Regions from separate parts of the Homo sapiens genome. Here region 2 is linked to region 1. Evidence: read pairs that join two places in POLR2A ChIA-PET (ENCODE). Cell type or tissue: MCF 10A. All regions are shown on one strand.

Region 1 (5,000 bases):
CTCAGCTCCTTCACCCTAAATGTGCCCAGCGTTGTTTTTTTTTGTGTGTGGCAGTTAGACTACTTTCAGGTACCTAGGTGGGCCCTCCTCCAGCCTCATCATTGGGTGACCCTCTGGAAACATAACCACTTCCTCCTGCATTCCAGCGCCTGGTGCGCCCTACAGCTTGAGATCACTTTGTCCGAGCAGCACGGGCTGCTGCAGATTCCATCTCTCACAAAACAAACCCCATCAAGAAGCAAATCCTCGATTGTCTTCAGACAGATTCCCCAAAAGAACACTCGGAGATGAAGAATTGGATGCACATGATTTATTAAGAAAATGCTTTCAGAAATAAAAAGGAAATAAACCAGTAGGGGAGTGAGGGTGGGGAATGGGAGGCAAAGGGGAAGAAGGCAAGCCAGGGTGAGCTTTCGGGCAGATTCGTGGGGAGGATGGCTGCAGCCTGACCCCTCAGGTGAACTTTGGAGTATAAATGAGCCTCAGAGATGCCTGGACCTGAGGCAGGGAGCAGGCAGTCTTCTTCCCAACTCCACACCCACACCCACTAGTCATTGGTAAAGGGCCATCAGGTGGGGCACCAGCTCCCAGCCACCTGGAACTCTGAGCTCCTGCAGAGAAGGCAACTCTGAGAGCATGGGGAAGTCCCCTGCAAGACGTGCAGGTGCAGACCTTTGAAAGCAGAAGAAGCCTTCCAACAATCCCAGGGGACCGACAGGGGACAGGGCAAGGGGGCAGGGCATGATGCTCTTCCCTGCCTCCAAAATCCTGTTCCCCAAACTTTTCCTCATCTTCCAACTCTTCCAGCATAGCCCCATATCTTTACCTTGACGGGCCAGCCAGCAGCTCTTCTGGTGCGTTTACCCTCCCCAGGTCCTTTCATCTCAAAACCAACCTGCTCACCATTGCCAGCTTTGTCATGTTTGTCACGTCAGTCCTTGGTTTTGTGTGTCTCGTGTGTGTCCACGTGTGGCCATGTGCACACACATGTATATGTATGAAAGCATTAGTCACAGGGGAAGAGAAAGCAGAACTCACCATTTTTTGTTTCAAATTATCAGCAATTCACATCTTCCCACAAAGCAGGAGCATTGCCTTTTTTGAAGCCCATCTATCACTCCCACTTCTTCATTGGGTGCCAGCTCATCTTAATCCACGTTGCTGGGCAGGGCCTCAGATAGAACTCACACACTCCCTTTAGGCTGCTCAAGCTTTTCCTCTGCTGTCTGTGCATCCTATCACGCCTACCACAAACTGTCCCGAACAGTTCTCAGTTTATTCCAGCCACACCCTGGATCTCCCTAGTGATGTGCTCATTTCTTTGAAAGTTGCCTTTAAGACACACCCATCACTCCTGCTCACCCCTCGAATCCTGTCATTGGTTGAGGTTGATTCAGTTGCAGTCGTGCACTGCAAAACAACATTTCAGTCAACAACAGACTGCATCTAGGACAGTGGTCCCATAAGATTATAATGGAGCTGAAAACTTCCTATTACCTAGTGATGTATTGATCCTCACCCTGGGTAGGCCTAGGCTAATGTGTGTGGACCTTCATACTTAATTTTAAAAGTTTAAAAGGTAAAAATATTTTAATAGAAAAAAGCTTAAAGAATAGTTATAAAGAAAATATTTTTGTAGAGCTTTACAATGTGTTTGTGTTTTAAGCTACATGTTATTACAAGAGTCAAGAATCAAAAAATTAAAGTTGGCCTGGTGCGGTGGCTCACCCTGTAATCCCAGCACTTTGGGAGGCTGAGGCGGGTGGATCACGAGGTCAAGAGATTGAGACCAACCTGGCCAACATGGTGAAACCCCCTCTCTACTAAAAATATCAAAATTAGCTGGGCATGGTGGCAGGCGCCTGTATCCCAGCTACTGGGGAGGCTGAGGTAGGAGAATCACTTGAACCAGGGAGGCAGAGGTTGCAGTGAGCCGAGATTGCACCACTGCACTCCAGCCTAGTGACAGAGCAAGACTCCATCTCAAAAAAAAAAAAATAATAAAGTTTATAAAGTAAGAAAGTTACAGTAAGTTAAGGTTAATCTATTAGTGAAGAAAGAGAAATATATTTTTATCAATTTAGTGTAGCCTAAATGCACAGTGTTTACAATTTGCAATTATAAATTGCAGTAATGTCCTAGGCCTTCACATGCTCTCACCACTCACTCACTGACTCCCCAGAGCAACTTCCAGTCCTGCAAGCTCCATTCGTGGTAAGTGCCCTATACAGGCGTACCGTTTTTATACTTTGTGCTTAATTTTTACTGCACTTTTTTTATCTTTAGATATGCTTAGATACACAAATGCTATTGTGTTAACAGTTGCCTATGATATTCAATACAGTAATATATTGCGCAGGTTTTCAGCCTAGGAGCAATAGGCCATACCATGTACCCAGGTGTGTAGTAGGCTACACCATCTAGGTCTGTGTAAGTGCACTCTAGGATGCTTGCACAATGACAAAATTGCCTAACAACACATTTCTCAGAACGTATTCCTGTTGTTCAGCAACACGTGACTGCAAATGTCCATTCTGAGTTAAAGGATCAGCCATAGGATTTCCCAGATCTGCCCTATTAGTCACATCCTCTCTTTCCCCATACAAACACCATGTGCCAAAATCATGTCCACAAGGGAGAGTAGCAGAACAGAAACTGAAGTGCCACTTTTGCTAATAGAGATGAGGAGGGCCAGTGTCATAAAGCATCAGCTAAAGTGTTTCTTGTGTTTCCCTGTACTCCTTATCCTTACCCATTTGGGCCACACTGAGACCTCCATTACTCCAGGGGCAGTCCTGATGTCAGAAACAGCAAAGCAAGGCATCAGATTCTTAAATAATTCTAATTTTGGAATATCTTGGGTGCCTTCTGCAGCAGGAGAAAGCCGTCTTTCTGACAACTCCTTTCTTATGATATTGGGATGTGTTTCTAGAGCCCAGATTCCTTCTGTTGTTTCTTGCTCTCTTCAAGCAGTCCCAGCTGAGTTTAAAAATTGGCCAGCTTGTCAGCTGGTCCTACTTTCTTTCTAGCAAATGTAAGGCTAACACTGGATACTGGACCAGACTGCTCTCTACTTCTTTTATTTTTGCTTTTGGAATTAAACATTTCTTTTCTTAACATAATCATCCATAATTTACCTTCTGGGGTTCTCCCCAGTATGAAATATACACGTAGAACAAGTTCTCAGTCCATTTGAGAACATCTATTTCACAAACAAATTCTACCCACTTCTGCACTTCTTCATATCTAAATGAGGTAATTTTATCTAGGAAACATCTTCCCATTACCCCATCATCTGACCCAGGCTGGGACTACATTGCTGTGCTTCACCCTGGCTTGACTTTAACTGGGCTTTTTCTCCTCTTCCCTGCCTCTCTGAGCAGCCCTGATTCCCATAAGCAAAGTGTCCAGGCACACCTACATTTTGCTTCTAGACTTTGACTTTATAATATTTACACATGAGTCAGGACAGGCTAAGCTACACTGCACATCTTAGGGACTTGCAAGATAAAGGTTATTTTTCACTCACATTGTATGTCTTTTGTGAGTTGCTTCTGTTGCATGCCATCTTCATTTTTGGACCAGCTAGTGAAGCAGCCTCCACCTGAAATATTGCCAGTTGCTGGGGCAGAGAGAAACGAGACACAGAGAATCACGTGCTGACTCTGAAAGCTTCTCTGTGAGTAACATGCATTGCATCTGCCCTTATTTCATTGGTTAGTGAAAGTCACAGGACCACTTCTGAGTTCAACTGTGTAAGACTAGAATGCTCCCACAGAAGCATCTAAGGACGAAAGTTAAAATATTTAACCTACGAGAATACAATTGATCAGAATGCACCTTGACTCAGAATGACATAGTCCTTGTATAATAAGTCCCTAGGCACCTTCATCTGTTTCTTGATAAAATAAATTCCATCACCCATAGTGACTGAAACCACAGTTTGATTCATGAAATTTTGAACACACTAAAGGGTTAAATAATCAGCAACCCCAAGTCAAGCGGATACATGAAGAGAAGGAGGAGGTAAATCCAAGACTGCACAAGCCAAATGAAGCCAAGAAGTGAGTCTCCCCACGGCTCCTTTCTTGGCTCTGCAGACACAATCTGGGGATACAGATCCAGGGCCACCTGCCTCTGTGCAACACTAATGAGCCGAAAGCCCTGAATGTCACACACTTGAGCTCCAAGGCGGATGTGTATTGTAGCTGCTTTTTGTAGTTTAATGTCCCTGTGTGCTCTCCTGGCTGAGAAACAGATTAAAGGGGAAAACAAGCTGTGATAGCAAAACAACATTCTCCCCACGGCCGCCTGAAGGCCTGTTGGAAGCTCTGCCTTGTTTTGAAGGCATTCTTAAGTGGAACTAAGAGAATCTCATTTCCCAATAATCTCATCACAGCCGCAGCCACCCATCAGCCTCCACCACTCACTGCATAGTGACAAGTGGGCCTCCCCTGAAGTACGCTGATCCTCAAGTGCTGGTTTTGCCGGTGTCCTTACTTGGCCAGGCACCAGCAAGGCAGAATTCACAACCCACTCCTCATCCTTTCTTTCTCCAGCATTCCCTCTGGAGGGGCCAAGGATCAATAACCAAACAAGGAGCATGCCAATGTCATAAACAGCTAAGCCTATCATTTATCATCTAAACAAGAATGCTTTTGAGACCAAAGAAGTTTGCTAAATTAAATGGGGTATATAAATTGAAATATTCACTGACCCTCAAATAGTTTTATGATGATAAGTTTATAAAATAGTTCTCTGAAACCTATTTTTAAAAATAAATTAATTTCTAACAAATAAAAATAACACAGTCTCATGTACATGAAATAAAATTTTTTGAAAACTTTTATATTGTTTGAGCATTTAAAATAATGTAAGCAAAATGATGATTGTTAGTACATATTCACTTACTGTAATCTGCTTCTCAGCCACATCTGTTCTCTGCCACTGATATTTTTCTAAAAAACTTATCCTTTAAAATGATTTGATTTTTTTCCAAA
Region 2 (5,000 bases), 230 kb after region 1:
AGACAGGCGATCTCAAAAAAAACTTGTTTCCACAATCCTACCAAAGCAATGCATGAGTGATGTCAAGAATTAGGCTGGTCTGTTATTTCTTAGCTTCATTCATTCATCAAGCCCTCTAATTAATATGCTAGAGAGAGAAAGGCAAAGAAGACGTAAAGTAAATGTCCTCATTAAGAAATCCAAGAAGGCTGAACTTTGAGAAAGGTAACAATTTGAGAATGAGTCAGTGGTTTTCAAACTTTTTTTTTAGCTTCACACTCTCATTTAAAGAATCTAACTTCAAATCCTGAAATGTAAGTTATAAATTATGCTGTTTTCAAAGTGAAATAAGCAAGACACAAAAGGACAAATATTGCATGATTCCACTTATATAACACAGAAGTAAAACAGAGGTTACCAAAGGCAGAGGGAGGATGTAGTGGGGAGTTACTGTTAAATGGGTACAGAGTTTCAGTTTGTGATGATTAAAAGTTCTAGAGAGGCAGAGTGGTTGTCTTAGTACATTTGTGTTGCTCTAAAGGAATACCTAACTAAGGCGGGTTAATTTATAAAGAAAAGAGCGTTATTTGGCTCACGGTTCTGCAGTCTGTACCAGAAGCACGGCACCAGCATCTGCTTCTGATGAGGGCCTCAGGCTGCTTCTACTCATGGCAGTAGGTTGAAGGGTAGCTGGCATATGCAGAGATCACATGGCAAGACAGGAAGCAAAAGAGGGCAATGGGGAGGTGCCAGGCTCTTTTTAACAACCAGCTCTCTTGGGAACTAATAGAAAGAGAACTCACTATTTCAAGGATGGGACCAAGCCATCGTGAGAGATCTGCCCCCATTAGATCTCCCACCTCTAATACTGGGGAACATGAGATTTTAGGTGGACAAACATCACAACTACAGCAGTGGTGATGGTTGCACAACAATGTGAGTGTATTTAATGCCACTGAATCATACACTTAAAAATGGTTAAGGTGGGGGTGGCTCACACCTGTAATCCCAGCACTTTGGGAGGCTAAGGCAAGAGGATTGCTTAAGGCCAGGGAATTTGAGACCAGTGTGGGCAACACAGAAAGATCCTGTCTCTACAAAAAAAAATGTTTTCAACTTTTTTAATGGTTAAAATGGTAATTTTATGCTATGTGTATTTTACTATAATAAAGTGCTGTTGATCAAAGCAAAAGTGATAGGCTGGAAGATACCCAGTGACACAAATGTCTATCTGAGCCAATTCTGGGTAACGGATTGACAGTTAAACTCAGAAACATTTCATTTTACCTTTCTTTTGCAAACCAATCCCTTAAGCCCAACCACCTACCCAAACAGCTTTACTGTGTGATTTCTGTGCCTTGACATGTGGCCTCTCTAATGTACTCATCACCTGCCATCAGGATTATCTTCCCAAAGCACAGACCAGACGGCCACTGCCCTCCTCAAACAACCCTCAGTAGTGCTCCAGCCTGAAGAATAGCTTTCAGATTCCCCAGCAAAGTAGTCAAAGTCCTTCCCAGTCTGGCCCCCAACAGACCTTTAGCCTCACTCCCCACTCTCTCCACAAACCTGTGACCCTCCAGCCACACTGGAGGACCCCTCGCCGAGATATTGCTTATATCTCTGTGCCACAAGTGGCAAATCAGTGGCCTGGGGTCTGGATATGGCCTGCAGGTGTTTTGTTTGGCCTAGGTGGTGTTTTTAAAAAAGCTTCCATATAAAAACCTGTACTCCTGACTGTATGTCTACATAAGATCCACACTTCCACATACCATCAGTTGCAGCTGAGCGGTTACACCCAGGACAGAATGCACTCCACCACCCCCACCACTCCCAATTTCTGACACCAAGGCACGCCTGCTCATGTGCACCACCCCCTGCCTGCCTGAGTTTGTGCTGCCTGCTCTGCACTTTCCTCATGTCACTCCCTCCATTTAGAAGGCCCCTGGCCCCATCCTGCACTCATCCTGATGGAATGCTCTACAGGCTCAGTGGGTCTCTCAGGGATACCCCAGGGAGAGGTTGCCAGGCACTCAGCCTGAGGACATTCACTCTCTCTTCAATATCAGAGCTTGGTTTTTACGTTTCTTCCCGTACCCCTCAGCTAGCACCTAATATTAACTGCCTTGTCCTACAAGTTCTCATTTTAAATATGCTGTGGATAAACCCAAAGGCTTTGCCTTCTTTGTCTCCCAGTATCCTACTGGAAAAACATGTTGCTGGTGATGATGATGAGACAAGCTGCCAATCTAAAACAAATTCTTCCTCCTCCATATGTTGCCTTTCCCTTATGAGCAATACCAAGCATATTTTCTCCAGACTCATGTCTGAATTATTAGCTTATGAACTGTAGGACAGTTACAGAAAGGGAACTGCAGGAAGGTAGCACCTTCCAACAAATGCAGCAATTCCAACAATTCCTTGGGCTCCTAGAAGACTTCTCTCATACAGGCTTTCAACCAGCCCCCATCCCTAATCCTCCCATCAGCATAGAACCCTATGACAATGGCCTGGGAGAAGGCTTGGCCCAGCTGGCCTCAGAGGTCAGGAGTGGTGAAAAGGAAGACTGTCAGCCCAGGACAGAGAGGATCCAGGACTTGCCTGGGTTGTGAAGTCCTCAGAATTGTAAGTGCCCACATACTGTTGGGGAAGAAAAACAGAATTTGGGGGAGAAATGGTAGCCTGGGGCCTAAGGAAGGCCACTCCAAACTTTGCAGGAGGGCTCACCTGGGTCTGTGTTGCAGGAAAAAAAAGAGCAGAGACCAGGCTCCAAGAAATCATCTATCTCCATCTATGCCTGGAGGTACATGTGAACACTCACTGAGGTACTGCCACCTTCTCTGTCTTCCCAACAAACTATGCGCCCTAGCTGAGCATAATGAGAAAGAGAGTTCTGATATAGGCACTGTCTGATATAGGCACAGGAAGGAGGAAATATTTTGTGTGGTATGTATGTGATATCCCTGTTGTCACAGAGCTTCAATTTAAAAAACCTCAAAGGAGTTGTGGCCAGCTTTAGACACTCAGGGACTAGGCTGGTTGAGTAGTAAAGATGAGGACTCAGGTTACCAAGCCCATTCAGCCTACTGGGCTCAGCTACTGCACTCATCTTATTCTGCAAATGAAGAAAAATCTTGACGTGTGCCCCAGCGTGGAAAAGAGGGCAAACTTGGTAACCAGGTGACCCAGTCCCAAATCTGCCTTTGCATGAGAATCATCAAAACTCAGTTTGGGGAATTAGCTAATACCCACTAACACACTCCATCTGCACAGACTCTGATTCAGTAGGTTTAAAATAAGAGCCTGGAATCACAAGCCATTTTTAACAAAAACAAAAACAAAAAAACCATAAGGAGGCCCAGGCATCAAGAAGAAACAAAGGCAACAGGGGACTGCACAGCCATGAATGGGAAGTAGCATGAGACACAGAAGCCCCTGATCTGATGAGTGTCCTCTCTCCAAGGTGTTAATGTGGGCGCGGCGGAGGCTACTAATAATCAGCTAGTGAAGTGGCCTCTAGCCGACCAATTCAGGTGAAGATAAGTGGAAAAACTAACAAAGCAATCCGCTAGTCCAGCAAAACTAATCTGTGACTACATTTTAGTTACATGATGGGAAAGAGTGCACCCTCTAAAATCTGTCTGATTCTATACTTTTAAAACTTCTTGTTTGGGTTTTGTTTTTCCTTTAGTTAGTAGTAACACTGCCTTTAAAATATCTATCTTAGCCAAACTGTAAGAAAAGAGAATTGTGCATACGTAAGCCAAGTCCAGGTTTCGATGATTAACCTCTGTCTTATTTATACAACCATTTCAACCTAGCCACTTTAACATACTTTATATTCACAAAAGTTTTAACATACTTCATACTCACAAAAGTTTTAGAGAGTAAAATTCCCAGTTACAGGCAAGAAAATCGAAGCACTCAAATTTGTATTGATTTGATTTTTATTGTAACATAATCACATGGGGATATACATGACAAATATGACATCTAATAATCCATAAGTGATCTACAATAAGGACAGAATTCCCCTAATTTCTAAAATGCAGAAGGAGAATTCAAAGTAGAAACTCTCCTACTTGATTAAGAAATAGATGGTCTAATCGTGGAAATACTTTAATGGACCAGGGTCCAGGTTGGTTGATTAGGAAGATCAAAGGGTACCTGGGGAGCAGGCAAGAGTAAAGAAAGTATAGAATGTAACCTACATTATAGTATAGATGTAATCCACATTACATCTGAATTAATAACTTAAAAAAGGTGCAAGTAAGATAAAATAATTTCACGCAAATCCTACTAATATACAATTTGACAATTTGAAATGCTATTTTCCCCCTAATAAATTCATTTAAACACTTTACTAAACACTTAGTACCTATAAAGCACTAGCCCTGTGGAAGATACAGACATGAGTAAGTTCTTGTTCTTATTCTTGAGGACTCAGCAATCTCTAGGAGAGATAAGACAAATACACAAACAACCAGACTTCAAGCAGAATGTTATTCATAAGAAAGATATGGACAAATACTGTTGGGCATCTGTGAATATGAAGGTCAACTATAAATCGTTTTGGAGCTAAGCAAAACTGCTGGTTAGAAGATTTCCAGGCAGAATGCAGGGTATTCATTTTTTCTGTAAACTATAAAATATATATGTAGTTACTTTTGACAACTACCTTTACCATATTAGGCAAAAGCAAGAATTTCCCAGTGACTTATAAAAAAATTTTCATTCATACCTAAAAAGTGGTTTTAGTTTCAGATCCTCTGAGCTGTTTTATACCACAATAACTCAGTGCAGATGTCACTATTTTGGTTCTTCTGAAAATAAATGGGGAGGGGAGCAATCACCAAAGAAACAACACTCACGAAAGATAATGTGGAGACATTTAGTTTTGTGTTGCTAATCCTGGAGATTACTGGCATTTATGATACATGATACCAAGAAAAAAATGTATGCCAAGTTTTCTAAAAAGTTCAATAGAACAGTTATTTTCTCCATTTTTGGGGGTTTTTTTG

Evidence for each region. Peaks named below come from ENCODE experiments on the same cell type or tissue, not always from the same donor. Only the 100,000 strongest peaks of a DNase experiment are listed, where the experiment ranks them.
Region 2: POLR2A ChIA-PET joins it to region 1 with 5 read pairs; 2 of 35 experiments call an interaction of 5 or more read pairs at or near these places.

The regions. Positions count from the first base shown.
Region 1 is chr7:38,671,446-38,676,445 of GRCh38, forward strand. No RefSeq gene overlaps it. Among named protein-coding and RNA genes, the nearest start is that of AMPH, 43 kb to the left of the region's middle. In MCF 10A, no CTCF peak of the experiment used is centred here; a DNase peak (open chromatin) is centred at 2,536.
Region 2 is chr7:38,900,793-38,905,792 of GRCh38, forward strand. The region is part of intron 1 of VPS41 (VPS41 subunit of HOPS complex); the gene reads right to left. Among named protein-coding and RNA genes, the nearest start is that of VPS41, 5.9 kb to the right of the region's middle. In MCF 10A, no CTCF peak of the experiment used is centred here; no DNase peak of the experiment used is centred here.